Linked DNA regions of Homo sapiens: region 2 is linked to region 1. A link is an interaction called in ENCODE POLR2A ChIA-PET data of the cell type or tissue named here. Cell type or tissue: CD4-positive, alpha-beta T cell. All regions are shown on one strand. Each heading gives the region's core, and the rest is flanking DNA. Links, peaks and the distances in the headings are about the cores only.

Region 1 (7,989 bases), core at 1,652-5,651:
CAGTGGAGTTTGGAAGTTTATATATCATCCTGGCAAAACAGACTATGGGAGCGGGAGAAGAGGAATTCTGCTGAGGGGCAATAAAGGATTACTAGGGAGAATGCATGGATGCCAGAACAGAGATTAACTTGTCTTAGTCCTGCAGGGAGGGGAAGAAAAAACAATTGTTCTCCTTTGTGGGTCTGGATTTTGGGCAGATAAAGGAACTTCAGAGAACAACTTCATCCTGGATTTGGGAGAGTCAGTGAGGGGGAGGTCAGAGAGACCTTGAGGTTTCTTCTTCATTCATGATATGATTTGGCTCTGTCCCCACCTAAATCTCCTCTTGAATTGTAGTTCCCATAATCCCCATGTGTTATTGGAAGAACCTGGTGGGAGGTAATTGAATCATGGGGGCAGTTACCTCCACGCTGTTCTTGTGATAGTGAGCGAGCTCTTACGAGATCTGATGGTTTTATAAGGGGCTTTTCCCCACCTTAGCTCTGCACTTCTCCTTGCTGCTGTCAAGTGAAGAAGAACTTGTGTTTGCTTCCCCTTCCACCATGATCGTGAGTTTCCTGAGGCCTCCCCAGCTCTGCAGAACTGTGAGTCAATTAAACCTCTTCCTTTATAAATTACCCAGTCTCAGGTATGTCTTTATTAGCAGCGTGAGAAGGGACTAATACAGTTCAGCATGTCAAAAGGCCATATTTTGGAATCTTGGTTTCAGAGCCCAACAATCACATGGGATGGGTAACATTGTTTTGTGCATTTTGGGAAAATGTAATCATGACACCAACTTTTGGTTCTTCAACCTTCCTTCCTTCCAAGGAGTCTTATTGGAAGAACTCAAGACCACATGTTTTTGTATATTTGTTAACTTTAGCCATTTTTCTGTTGACAATCCTTCCCCAAAGAGAACTTCTTACCTAGCTTCCCTTCCCAATACATGGTGATGTGAATAAGGGTTTGCCAATGTCCAGTGGGTTTATTGAATGGAGATTATAGGCTGTACCTCCTCAGAGAGAAATTCAACAGAATGAGAGAAAAAATCACATCTATTTCAGCAGTTCAACAAGGTTATTAGTGAGATATCACATGATATATTAGTTTTTAATTGTTGTATAATAAAATACCAAAAGTTTAGTGCCTTAAAACAATATAGATTTATGATCTCACAGTTTCTGTGAGTCAGGAGTCTGGCATGTTTTAGCTGGGTCCCTAGCTCATGGTCCCACCAGGCTGAAATCAAGGTGGCAGCTGGGTTTGTCTTCATCTGGAGGCTTAGCTATGGAAAGGTTTATTTCTAAGCTCCCTCGGGTTGTTGGGAGAGTTCATTTTCTTGCAGTTGCATACCTGAGGTTCCCATTTCCTTGCTAGCTGTTAGCTGGGAACTGCTTTCAACAACTAGAAGTTACTCTCTGGTCTTTGCCATGCAGCCCTCTCCAATGGCCCTTTGAACATGGTAACCTACTTCTTCAAGGCCAGCAGAAGAATCTCTTTCATTTCGGAATCTCTTTCTCTTCAAATCTCTGACTTTAAGATGGGCCCTGATAGTGTTTGAATGTGTGTCCTCTTTAAAACTCATGCTGAAATATGATCCCCAGTGTTGGAGGTGGGGCCTGGTGGAAGGTGTTTGGATCATGGGAGCAGATCCCTCATGAATGTATTGGTTATCCCTTCCCCACCCACCTTGCCCCGGGGTAATGTGTTCACATGAGATCTAGTTAAAAAGAGTCTGGGGACCCAGCACAGTGACTTATGCCTGTAATTCCAACAGTTTGGGAGGCCAAGGTGGGAGGATTGCTTGAGCTCAGGAGTTCGAGACTAGCCTGGGAAACATAGTGAAATCTCATCTCTACTAAAAATTCAACAAATTAGTTAGGCATGGGGGCACAAGTCTGTAGTCCTGCCTCAAGAGGCTGAGGTTGGGAGAATCACTTGAGCCCAGAAGGATTGCTTGAGCCCAGGAGGTTGCAGTGAGCTGTGATTGTGCCACTGCATTCCAGCCTGGTGGACAGAGCAAGATCCTGTCTCAAAAAAAAAACAAAAAACAAAAAACAAAAACAAAAAAACCTGTCTTCAATCTTCCACATCTCTCTCTTGCTCCCTCTCTTGCCATGTGACAAATCTGCTCCCCCTGTGCCTTCTACCATGAATAAAAGGTTCCTGAGGCCTCACCAGAAGTTTAGCATTTGCTGGTGCCATTCTTGTACAGCCTGCAGAACTGTGAGTGAAATAAACCTCTTTTCTTTATAAATTACACAGTCTCAGGTATACCTTTATAAGAAAGCAAAATGGACTAATACAGGCCTTGTCTCTTTTAAGGACTCACCTAGTTAGGTCAGGTCCATCCAGGATAATCTCCCTTTTGATTAGCTCAAAGTCAGCTGATTTGGGACCTTCAATACATCTGCAGAATTCTTTCGCCTTTGTCAAGTAACATAACATAATCATGAGAACCATCAGCCCAAAGATGGTACAGAGGAGTAGAGGGTAGCCCAGAGCAAACATATGGAGTGAGAACAGGAGAAGCCCCAGAAAACCAACATTCAGGAAGCAGAAAGAATACAAGGAACCACTGATGGACCCTGAGAAGGAGTAGCCAGAGACATAGGAAGACAACCAGGGGAGCTGTCTTGCTGCGGAAGACAGGCATGGGAGTTTTAAAATATGTGCACAAATTCTTTGCTATCCCTCCCTTTAAAAGGTGGTATCTAAATCTCTTCCTCTTAAGTGTGGGCTAGACTTAGTGACTCACTTCTAATGAATAGAATAAAGTGGGCTGAGTGCGGTGGCTCACGCCTGTAATCCCAACACTTTGGGAGGCCGAGGCAGGCAGATCACTTGAGGCCAGGAGTTTGAGACCAACCTGGGCAACATGGTAAAACCCCGTCTCTACTAAAAATACAAAAGTTAGCTGGTTGTGGTGGCACGCGCCTGTAATTCCAGCTGCTTGAGAGGCTGAGGCATGAGCATTGCTTGAACCTGTGAGGTGGAGGTTGCAGTGAGCCGACATCAAGCCACTGCACTCCAGCCTGGGCCACAGAGCAAGACTCCGTCTCAAAAAAAAAAAAAAAAAAGTATAAAGTGGAAGTGACAATGTGTGAATTTGGAGACTAGGTCATTAAAAGCACTGCAAATCCTGCCTCTTTCTTGCTGGGGGATGTTACTGCAGTGTCATGGCACAAATAGCGTTTGGAGACATTCACATCATGAGGAACTGAGGCATCCAGCCAAAAGCCATGTGAAGAGCCATGTTGGTAGGACCCCAGCCCCAGTCAAGCCTTCAAAGTGACTGTAACTACACGACAGACTTTGAACCAGAATCACCCTGCTAAGTCGTTCTGGAATTCCTGACCCACAGAAACTGTGAGATAATAACTCTTTGTTGTTGTTGTTGTTGTTGTTGTTATCGTTGCTGTTGTTGTTTTTGAGACAGAGTCTTGCTCCATCGCCCAGGCTGGAGTGCAGTGGCACGATCTCAGCTCACTGCAACCTCTGCCTCCTGGGTTCAAGCAATTCTCCTGTCTCAGCCTCCCGAGTAGCTGGGACTACAGGTGCCTGCCACCACGCCCAGCTAATTTTTGTATTTTTAGTAGAGATGGGGTTTCACCTTGTTGGTCAGGCTGGTCTTGAACTCCTGGCCTCAGGTGATCCATCCACCTGCCTCAGCCTCCCAAAGTGCTAGGATTACAGGCATGACCCCCCGTGCCCGGCCAACTCTTTGTTGTTTTAAGGCACTAAAGTTTTGGAGTAATTGGTTACACAGCAGTAGATAATGAATACAATAAGGGAGCAGGTAGTTTTTCAAGGGAAGAGTGATCAACCATATCCATGCAGAATTTAGCTTGATTTTTTTTTAACACAGTTATCTTCTGGTGGGTACTGAGTCCTGTTGTATTATTCCAGAGTTGAGGAAGTTTAACTCAGCTTTTGTAGGAGTCCCTTGGCTAGGATGAATACAATCATGTGAAACTAGCAATCATTTGCTTTTTCACTTATATAATGCTGGAGGGGAAGAAAAAAAGGAGCATCTGGAGACTGCAATCAATCAGTCCTCACTCACAAGACAGCTTTGGCTCATTGCAGAGTGAATTTGGAAGAGCTTTATTTTTTATTTTTTTATTTTTTAGACAGAGTCTCACTCTGTCGCCCAGGCTGGAGTGCAGTGGTGCAATCTCGGCTCGCTGCAATCTCTGCCTCCCGGGTTCAAGTGATTCTCCTGCCTCAGCCTCCTAAGTAGCTGGGACTACAGGCACCCGCCACCATGCCTGGCTAATTTTTTTTTTTTTTTTAGTAGAGACGGGGTTTCACCGTGTTAGCCAGGATGGTCTCGATCTCCTGAACTCGTGATCGGCCTGCCTTGGCCTCCCAAAGTGGTGGGATTACAGGCGTGAGCCACCGCGCCCGGCCTTTTTTTTTTTTTTCTTTTTTTTAAGGCACCAACTTACAAATCCTTCCTGTGCCTTTGGCCAGCAGGCTTATAGGGAGTAAAATCAAATAACTGAACGTTCTCTGCTACCCCTCTGAATTCTTCTGGGTGAAATCAAGACATCTGTTGATGGCTTTATTATTTCCAGTAAATGATCCAAAGTGACTTGTGCTTTAGTCAGTCATCACTTGATTGAGCAGCTCTTGAAGAGGGAGAATGTCCCAGGAATCTTACTTCTGTTTCCACCTCTTGTCCAAAACTTGTCTCTCAAAGGCCTCACAGAACTCAATGCCAAATAGACAGACCCTTTCTTAGTTGCACACTTTTTGACATAGATCAGCCAGTTTGGTGAGAAGGAAGCCCTAATGCTCTCAGCATCCAAGGCACTATGTGCAATAAATTAACTTCTCTCCTTTGCATTTAAATGGAACTGGTTATGTACCTTGGGGGAATTGAGAAAACAGTCACCCAAATAATATTCTGTATTCCATGGTTCAGACGCGGAACACTGGTTGAGAAAGATACTCAGGCAGGTATGTTGGATTTTACAGTTGCTTCCGTTTGAATCACTGGCTGACTTAGCATGGCATTGGTAAGCTTTTCAATTTGTTCTTGCTCCAGATTTAAACACATTTACTACAGTTCTTTACTTCTTAGTTTTTTACATTTTATTTTAGCTTTGAAAGTTCCTTGGTCCTTTAATCCTTCAAGTCTTCAAGTCTTTTAACTTGTACTGATTTGGCAGTTTAATTGTTCTTAGCATGCTTTGTCTTTTCTTCCTATTTTATACATCTTTATTTTATTTCACTTAACCTTTTTGTCCTCAATCACATATATATATCACATATACATATATATCATATATACATATGTATATTTATCATATATACATATATATATATATTTTTTTTTTTTTTGAGACAGAGTCTCACTCTGTCACCCAGGCTGAAGTGCAGTGGCACAATCTCGGCTCGCTGCAACTTCCACCTCCCAGGGTCAAGTCATTCTCTTGCCTCTGCCTCCCGAGTAGCTGGGATTACAGGCACACACCATCACACCCAGCTAATTTTTGGATTTTAGTAGAGACGGGGTTTCACCATGTTGGCCAGGCTGCTCTCGAACTCCTGACCTCACGTGATCTGCCCTCCACAGCCTCCGAAAGTGCTGATATTACCGGTGTGAGCCACCATGCTCAGCCCTCAATCATATTTTTTGTTTCTTCTTGTCACTTTAAACTTTATAGTTGCTTCTTGCTTTTTTTTTTTTTTTTGAGACAGGGTCTCACTGTCATTCAGGCTGGAGTGCAGTGGCAAAATCATGACTTACTGTAGCCTCAAACTCCTGGGCTCAAGTGATCTTCCCACCTCAGCCTCCCAAGCTGAGACTACAGGGACGTACCACCACACCCGGCTCATTTTAAAATTTTTTGTAAAGATGAGGTCTCACTATGTTGTCCAGGCTGGTCTTGAATTCCTGGCCTCAAGTGATCCTCTTTCTTGGCCTCCCAAAGTGCTGTGATGACAGGCGTGAGCCACTGTTGCCCTCTTTTTATCTTGTCTTTTATTACAGTTTTGATTTTTCCATTAATTTAATATTTTTTCTTTATTAAATGCTTTTTTGGCCAGGCACAGTGGCTCATGCCTGTAATCCTAGCACTTTGGGAGGCCGAGGCGGGCAGATCACCTGAGGTCAGGAGTTCAAGACCAGCCTGGCCAACATGATGAAATGCCATCTCTACTAAAATACAAAAATTAGCCGTGCAAGATGGCAGGTGCCTATAATCCCAGCTACTCCAGAGGCTGAGATGGGAGAATCACTTGAACCCGGGAGACGGTGATTGCAGTGAGCTGAGATTGAGCCACTGCACTCCAGCTTGGGCGGCTGAGTGAGAGTCCATCTCAAAAAAAAAAAAATTAAATAAATAAATAAACAAATGCTTTTTAAAAAATAACTTACTTTCTCTTGATTTATTAAATGGAAGGCATAAGCACAGTTCTAATGTGCGGCTGTGCTGTGCAGATGACCCACAGCTTAAGCTAAGGGGGCCAGAAGTTTTTCCCCTCTGTTTTGTGGTGCTGGCTTCCTTTAATGGGCACATATTATCTTCCTAGTTAAAAAAATCTTAACCTGATTGATATAGGAGACCTGCTGGCCAGAAGTTCCCCTAAGGTTAAGATTCCCATTCCCTGGTGTACAAACCCTGAATAATCCCTTCCCCTTGAGTGTGGGTGGGACATGTAAATATCCCACTCCTGTGTACCACCTTTGGGCTGATGACTCTCTAACCCAGGGGTTGGCAGACTTTTTCTGAAAGGGCCACATGGCTTTGTGGGCCATACAGTCTCTGTTGCAAATACTCAACTCTGCTGCTGTATTATGAAAGCAGGCATAAGGAATACAGAAATGGAGTTGGGCACAGTAGTTCATGCCTATAATCCCAGCACTTTGGGAGGCCAAGGTGGGAGGATTGCTTGAGGTTAGGAGTTGAGGACCAGCCTGGACAACATAGGGAGACCCCATCTCTACAAAAACTAAAAATAAAAAATTAGCCAGGTGTGGTGGTGCATGTCTGCAGTCCTAGCTACTTGAGAGGTTGAGGCAGGAGAATCTTTTGAGCCCAAGAGTTCAAGTTACAGTGAGCCATGATCATACCACTGCATTCCGCCCTAAGTGATAGAGCAAGACCCTATCTCTTAACTAACTAACTAACTAACTAAATAAATAAATAAATCAGAATGAATGGGCTTGACTGTGTTTCAATAATGCTTTATTTGCAAAACAGGCTGCCAGCCCCCTGGCCATGGTTTACTGACTCTAAACCATATCACCTTCCCCAGACCCTTCTCCTGGACTCCAGATGCACCTCCACCTGCCCTCTGGGCATCTCATCTTAGCTGTCTCAGAGGCAGGTCAGACTCATCTCCTCCTGTAGTCCACTCCTGACACCTAGTTTTTTCCTGTGTTCTCTGTCTTATAAACCATATCCCCATCTTGTCAAGTGCTGGAGTCGGAAAACCAGACATGATCTCCCCTCATCTCTCTCCCCAACGTCCCATATCTAATCAGTCACCAATTAGTCTAATTTCTAAAGTTATCTCAGATCTATGCCCTTGATTCCATCTGTACTGCTACCAATCACTATTTCCTATCTCAAATACCATGACAGTCCCCTGCAGTGGGCAGAAAAATGGCCTGGCAAAGATGTCCACATCCTAATCCCCAGAACCTATGAATATTTTGCCTTGCATGAGAAAAGGGACTTTGCAGATGTGACTAAATGAAGGATCTTGAGATAGGGAGGTTATCCTGGGTTATCCAGAGGGGCCCAATGTAATCACAAAGGTCCTTATAAAAGAGAGGTTGGGTTGGACGTGGTGGCTCACACCTGTAATCCCAGCACTTTGGGAGGCCGAGGTGGGTGCATCACTTGAAGGTCAGGAGTTTGAGACCAGCCTGGCCAACGTGGTGAAACCCCCATCTCTACTAAAAATACAAAAATTAGCCGGGCATGGTGGCAAGTGACTGTAGTCCCAGCTACTCGGGAGGCTGAGGCAGGAGAATCGCTTGAACCCAGG
Region 2 (6,420 bases), core at 2,300-6,299, 94 kb after region 1:
TCTGTCACCTTGACAGAGTGGAGTGCAGTGGCTTAATCTTGGCAGCTTCAAACTGCTGGCCTCAAGTGAATCCTCCAGCCTCAGCCTCCTGAGTAGCGAGGACTATAGGCGCATGCCACCATGCCCAGCTAATTTTTGTATTCTTTTGTAGAGACAGGGTCTTGCTATGTTGCTCATGCTAATGGGCAACATAGCAAGACCCTGTCTCTACAAAAAAAATACAATACTCCTGGCCTCAAGCAATCCTCCTGCCTTAGCCTCTCAAAGTGTTGAGATTACAGGCATGAGCCCCTGTGCCTCTAGATTACTTATAATACCTAATATAATGTTAATCATATATAAATAGTTTTTGCACTATATTGTCTAGGGAATAATGACAAGTCTACTTGTTCAGTACAGATGAAATTTCTTTTTTAAATATTTTTGATCTGAGGTTGGTTGAATCCATGGATGTGGAACCTACAAATACAGAGGGCTGATTGTATATATTTTATTCAATTATAATGCTTATTTAAAATACTCTACATGTACTCTATTATATACAATGCGTGTTTCATAATACATAACAAACATTTTACAGAGTTGATGCAATCTATCCAAATGCATCCATACAGAGCTGATGCAGTATTTAAATACCATACTGCACCTGGGAGGTTTAAGGAATTTTTTTACTGTAGGGATATTTTTACTATATCTGATTTTAGCCTTACATACTTCCCCTAAACATCTAATCCCCATGCAAAAAAAAAAAAATCAAAAAATGTATTTAACAGTGCTTTTCTAACTAGTGCATATCAAAATCACCTGGAGGTCTTGTTAAACCTGATCCCTGGCCTAACTCCCAGAGATTCTGATTTGTGGGAGGGACTTATGACTTTGCCTCTCAAACAAGCCCCCAAGGCATGCTGAAGCTGCTGGTCCTTATACTGCATTCCAACTAGTAGTGGTTTAACAAACACCAGATCATGTGATGTTATTTGGAAATGTGATAAACAAGGAAACAACAAAACACCAGATCGGTGCTTACTGGTGCCACAAACTATTCTAAGTACCATATAAATATCAACTCCTAGTCCTCACGGCCATCCTATAGTGTAGAGACTCTTACCATGCTCATTTTACAGATGAGGAAACTTGAAGTACAGAGCAGCTAAGCAACTTGCCCTAGGTCACTTGGCTAGTCAGTAGCTGAGGCAGGACCCATGCATAGCTGGAACCTGCTGTGTTCCCACTAGAACCCAGAGCGCATCTCTGTGACTTTGGAGGATAGGCATCTGCTGCTCCGCCCAAGCCTGGCATGACCCCTGGAAACCACTCCCTGAGATGCTGCGATTGCTCAGCTCCTCAGATGTCCCAGGCAGTGATGTGACAGGAAAGGAACAGCAGGTGCAGAGTCTCAAGAGGGTCTGCCAGGTATACCAGCTGCTTAAACTAGGAACTGCAAACTCAGATGCCTATGGTGGCCAGACTCTGAGAGATTCTAGCTAGATACCGGAAAATATTTTTCGTAAAGCCAATCATCTCAGTCTGTTATTCCCCCCACCCCCGCCCTTTATTTTTTTAAAGAGATGGGAGTCTCATTAGGTTGTCCAGACTGGCCTCAAACACCTGACCTCAAGTGATGTGCCTTCCTCAGCCTCTTGAGTAACTGGGATTACAGGCATGAACCACCATACCCGGCTATTTCCCCCCGTGTGATAGATGCATGAAGCAAGAAATCATTTACTTTTACCTTATCTCCACTGTAAGAAGAAGACTATATGTCTTATATATAGAAGAATATATGTCTTATATAGTTAATACTTGGTTTCCTTTTTGAGGAGTAGTAGGAGTGTAGAGGCTAAAGTAGACTGGCCTGTCCATAAGAAATACCCATTACTCAATTCCAGCCAATTTTTACCACAAAAACAATTGAGCTAGAAGTTCAAATCTAGATTTTTATGTGTTATCTCTTGATTTTTAAGTATTGGTAACTAATTATAAAAATGCATTTGTAGGCTGGGCGTGGTGGCTTACGCCTGTAATTCCAGCACTTTGGGAGGCTGAGGCGGGCAGATCACCTGAGGTCAGAAGTTGGAGACCAGCTTGGCCAACATGGCAAAACCCCATATCTACTAAAAATACAAATATTAGTTGGGGGTGGTGGCGTGTGCCTGTAATTCCAGCTACTCGGGAGGCTGAGGCAGGAGAATCACTTGAACCTGGGAGGCGGAGGTTGCAGTGAGCCGAGATCGTGCCCTTGCACTCCAGCCTAGGTGACAGAGTGAGACTCTGTCTCAAAAAAAAAAAAATGCATTTGTATACATACAAACATGCACAGACACATGCACACATGCGTGCACACACACACACACACACACACACACTTTCTCTCTCTCGCTGTCGCTCTCCAACTCTGTTGGGCTCAGAAACAGCCAGTCAGTATCTGGCCTCGTTAGTTGGGCCGTCAGTCCACTAGTCCCGTAGTCCCAAGCATTACACAGGCAGCTGCTGCGCAAGGGTAGGCCCACTCTTCTCTAGAACTTTTTGTTTAAAAAGCAAAAAACAAAACAAAAAAGCATGAGGGATACAAGAGGCTTTGCTGATTTTTCTGTGGGTTCACAAGTAAGCTTGCCCTTTCTGTGAGTGTGCCCATGTGACAGGCACCAGGAGGCACTTGGGTGGGGTCAGGGGAGCAAACAGTAGGGTCACTGCCTCTGGGCAGAAGTTTACGACTGGGGACTCACCTCAGCTCACTCTGTCCCTCCCCCAGGATGTCCATGAGGAGCCCCATCTCTGCCCAGCTGGCCCTGGATGGCGTTGGCACCATGGTGAACTGCACCATCAAGTCAGAGGAGAAGAAAGAGCCTTGCCACGAGGCCCCCCAGGGCTCAGCCACTGCCGCTGAACCTCAGCCTGGAGACCCAGCCCGGGCCTCCCAGGATAGTGCTGACCCCCAAGCTCCAGCCCAGGGGAATTTCAGGGGCTCCTGGGTCAGTGTCCCCGCCCTGCCTCCATCCTCACACCCATGCGCTGTACCTGGGCTCTCTGCTCGGCTGGGCAGGCCCACTCCCCTAGATGGCAGCAGATACAGGCAGAAGTGGTGATCCTAGGGGTAAGACGCCATGTAGGGAAGCAGGGAGGCACTGCCAAGTTCAGTCTGAGGCTGGAAGCGGGGTCACCTATCAGAGCAGGACCTAGACTCATGCCTGTACTTACTCGCTTGATAGTGACAGTTCACCTATGTGTGACCCAGTCCTTGCTTCTGAGGACTAGATGGGGAGATGGGACACACATGCTAAAGTTTGGCTTTAAAGTAATCTACCAGATTTTTCAGATGATTTGGGAAAATCAACCTGATTACACAAGCAAGAATTAGGTCACTGTTAAAGATGATACGGTTCTTGACCCTTAAAAAAACAAGAGAATTGAGCTGCATGATTCATAAGGATTCTTGCAGCTCCTAAAAATTCTGATTTCACATATGAGATGTAAAAAGGTGATATATAATTAAAATCCAAATAAGTGAAAATGAGGAGAGTTATGGGCTCTAAGAAAGAATCCAGCCTGGAGGAAGGAGGTGGGGGGTGGGGGCACTGGTGATCAAGGAAGGCTTCCTGGAGAAGTAGAGCCTCAAGCTAGGCCTTAAAGGATGGGGAGGACTTTGACGAGAAGAGGAGTGAGGCAGGCAGTGGGGAGTGTGAGTAACTTTTGCCAGCCCCTACCTGCTCCCCTATGCAGCCCAGCTGGTGTAGTGGGTATGTTCAAGGGAGTGATAACTAATAGCTGACTTTTGGCCCCTGATTGTAATGGCAAATCTCATTCACATGCATTAACTCCCTTGATCCCAGCAACAATCCTGTGACAGAGGAGGTATTAATATTTCCATTTTCAAAAGAGGGAAGTCAGGTTCAGAGCATTTCAGGGACTTGTGTGGGATCAAGCATCGTGTGAGTCACTGAGCCTGGACTGAAACCCAGGTCTTTTGTTTTGAAATCTTCTGTTCTTTTCCTAAACAAAGCTTGGGCAGGTGGAGGCCAAAGGGACCTAGTGAGTGGAGAAGTAGGACTTGGATAGGGCTGGGATCCCTCAGGGTACACATCTTTGGGGTGCCCAGCCCTCCCTGCAGCCTGTCCCCTTCTCTTGGGGGTTATGGTGACAATTCAGTATGTCTTGCAGGACTGTAGCTCTCCAGAGGGTAATGGGTCCCCAGAACCCAAGAGACCAGGAGTGTCGGAGGCTGCCTCTGGAAGCCAGGAGAAGCTGGACTTCAACCGAAATTTGAAAGAAGGTAGGATGTCTGCCCTAGTTAGAAGCAGAGGCCTGAGGCAGGGAGGTGTTAAGACGGTTATTCCTCACCCCTTTGCTGTCTTCCAGTGGTGCCAGCCATAGAGAAGCTGTTGTCCAGTGACTGGAAGGAGAGGTTTCTAGGAAGGAACTCTATGGAAGCCAAAGATGTCAAAGGTGAAGGCCTGTTGGGGGTGGGGGAGATGTTTGAACCCCATCTCTCTTCTCCTGGTCTGGCCACGCAGCCTGGCTCTGTAGGGCAGTTCTTGGTACATACCTATCCTGTGCCATCTGGCTCCTGCCTGGCCTTAGGGGTCATCACCATCCCTCGCCTGGAGGCCCCAAGCATTAGGTCTCACTCATCCCATGCAGGAGAGGCCTGGTAGGAATCAAATCCCATGACTCTGAATCTGGGCTCTCACCAGGCACCCTTGTGACTTCAGGCATGTCATTGCCACTTCCCGAGTCTAACCGCAAAATGAGCAGAAAGTTCCCTTTCACTCTAATTAATTCTAGGTCAGTTGGACCTCACTAAGTGAGTGAAAAGTAGTTACTAATGGGCTGCTGCTTGGGTTCCTTAGAGTGATTTTTTTTTTTTTTTAAGATACAGTCTCCCTGTGTCGCCCAGGCTGGAGTGCAGTGGCACAATCTTGGCTCACTGCAGCCTCAACCTCCTGCATGATCCTCCTATCTCAGCCTCCTGAGTAGCTGGGAACACAGGCACCTGCCACCAAGCCAGGCTAATTTTTATATTTTTTTTGTAGAGATGACGTCTTACTATGTTGCCCAGGCTGGTCTCGAACCCCTGGGCCTAAACAGTCCTCCCACCTTGGCATCTCAAATTGCTAGGATTGCAGGCATGAGCCACCCACTGCACCCAGCCAGAATGATCATTTTTGCATTGTCATTGATCACACCCACAGAGGGAACTTTAAAACCGTACAGATGCCCAGGCTCCACCCCCACCTATTGAATGGGAACCCCAGGGTATGGTAGGGGCCTGGGCCTCTATACTTCTCAAAGGATCCATGAGTGATTCCGATGTTGTTTTTTTTTTTTTTTTTAAAAAAAAAAAAAAAAAAAAAGGTCTATGGCCAGGCACTCAGGAATAAACTGCTGCATCAGACAGGAGCTAAACTGGAGGTCAGGGGGACACTAACATTTATTGGTTGAGGACCATGTGCCAGATCCTGGACTAAGAGCTTTGCATATATTAGCGCTTCTTCTTCTTTTTTTTTTTTTTTTTTTTTTTTTGGAGAGAGACAGCTCGCTCTGTTGCCCAGGCTGGAGCGTAGTGGTGTGATTTCGGCTCACTGCAAAGTTCACCTCCTGGGTTCAAGCGATTCTCCTGTCTCAGTCTCCCAAGTAGTTGGGATTACAGGTATGCGCCACCATACCCGGCTAATTTTTGCATTTTTGTAGAGATGGGGTTTTACCATGTTGTTCAGGCTGGTCTCGAACTCCTGACCTCAAGTGATCCACCTGTCTCGGCCTCCCAAAGTGCTGGGATTACAGGCGTGAGCCACCACACCTGGCCTCTATTAGCTCATTTATCCCTCATAGTAACCCTCTGAGGTGATTATTATTATGCCCACTTACCAAGATTTTGAAAACCCTAAAGTGCAGAGAAATTGGTAACTTGCCTAACAGCTCACAGACAGGATGGGTTGAAATGGGAATTTGACCCCAGACCTGTCTTGCTTCAAAGCCTGAGTGTGTCCCACTGGATCCCTCCGATGGGATGGTTGTCCACCCTGACCCTGTGTGGCGCTGAGCACTCGAGGACATTGAAGAGGCCTGGGGCTCTGGGGCTGACATGTCCCACTGTCAGCATTTTCAGGGGGCCTGGAATTCATGGCTAATAGGGGAGAACTTCTAGGCTAGTAGTTGCCAGGTAGCAACATGAAGAGCCCCCTTCAAGGCAAGCATCTTGTGTCATCATCTCTGTGGCTCAGCCCCTAATGGTCCTGGGACATAGCAATTGCTCAATAAGTTTCTGATGGATGGGTGGATAGATGGATGGATGTATAGATGAACAAGTAAAAAGTCTCAATGGGGTCTGTTTCACTGTGGAGCAGGGACCCAAGAGAGCCTAGCAGAGAAGGAGCTCCAGCTTCTGGTCATGATTCACCAGCTGTCCACCCTGCGGGACCA

Evidence for each region. Peaks named below come from ENCODE experiments on the same cell type or tissue, not always from the same donor. Only the 100,000 strongest peaks of a DNase experiment are listed, where the experiment ranks them.
Region 2: POLR2A ChIA-PET joins it to region 1 with 6 read pairs; 4 of 35 experiments call an interaction of 5 or more read pairs at or near these places.

What each region holds. Positions count from the first base shown.
Region 1 is chr1:204,017,103-204,025,091 of GRCh38, forward strand. No RefSeq gene overlaps it. Among named protein-coding and RNA genes, the nearest start is that of LINC00303, 20 kb to the right of the region's middle. In CD4-positive, alpha-beta T cell, for the core only: no CTCF peak of the experiment used is centred there; no DNase peak of the experiment used is centred there.
Region 2 is chr1:204,110,163-204,116,582 of GRCh38, forward strand. SOX13 (SRY-box transcription factor 13) reads left to right here. Exons shown (of 14, transcript NM_005686.3): 2 at 2,753-2,972; 3 at 4,159-4,270; 4 at 4,357-4,443; 5 at 6,345-6,420. The coding sequence starts at 2,754. Among named protein-coding and RNA genes, the nearest start is that of ERLNC1, 28 kb to the right of the region's middle. In CD4-positive, alpha-beta T cell, for the core only: no CTCF peak of the experiment used is centred there; a DNase peak (open chromatin) is centred at 4,699.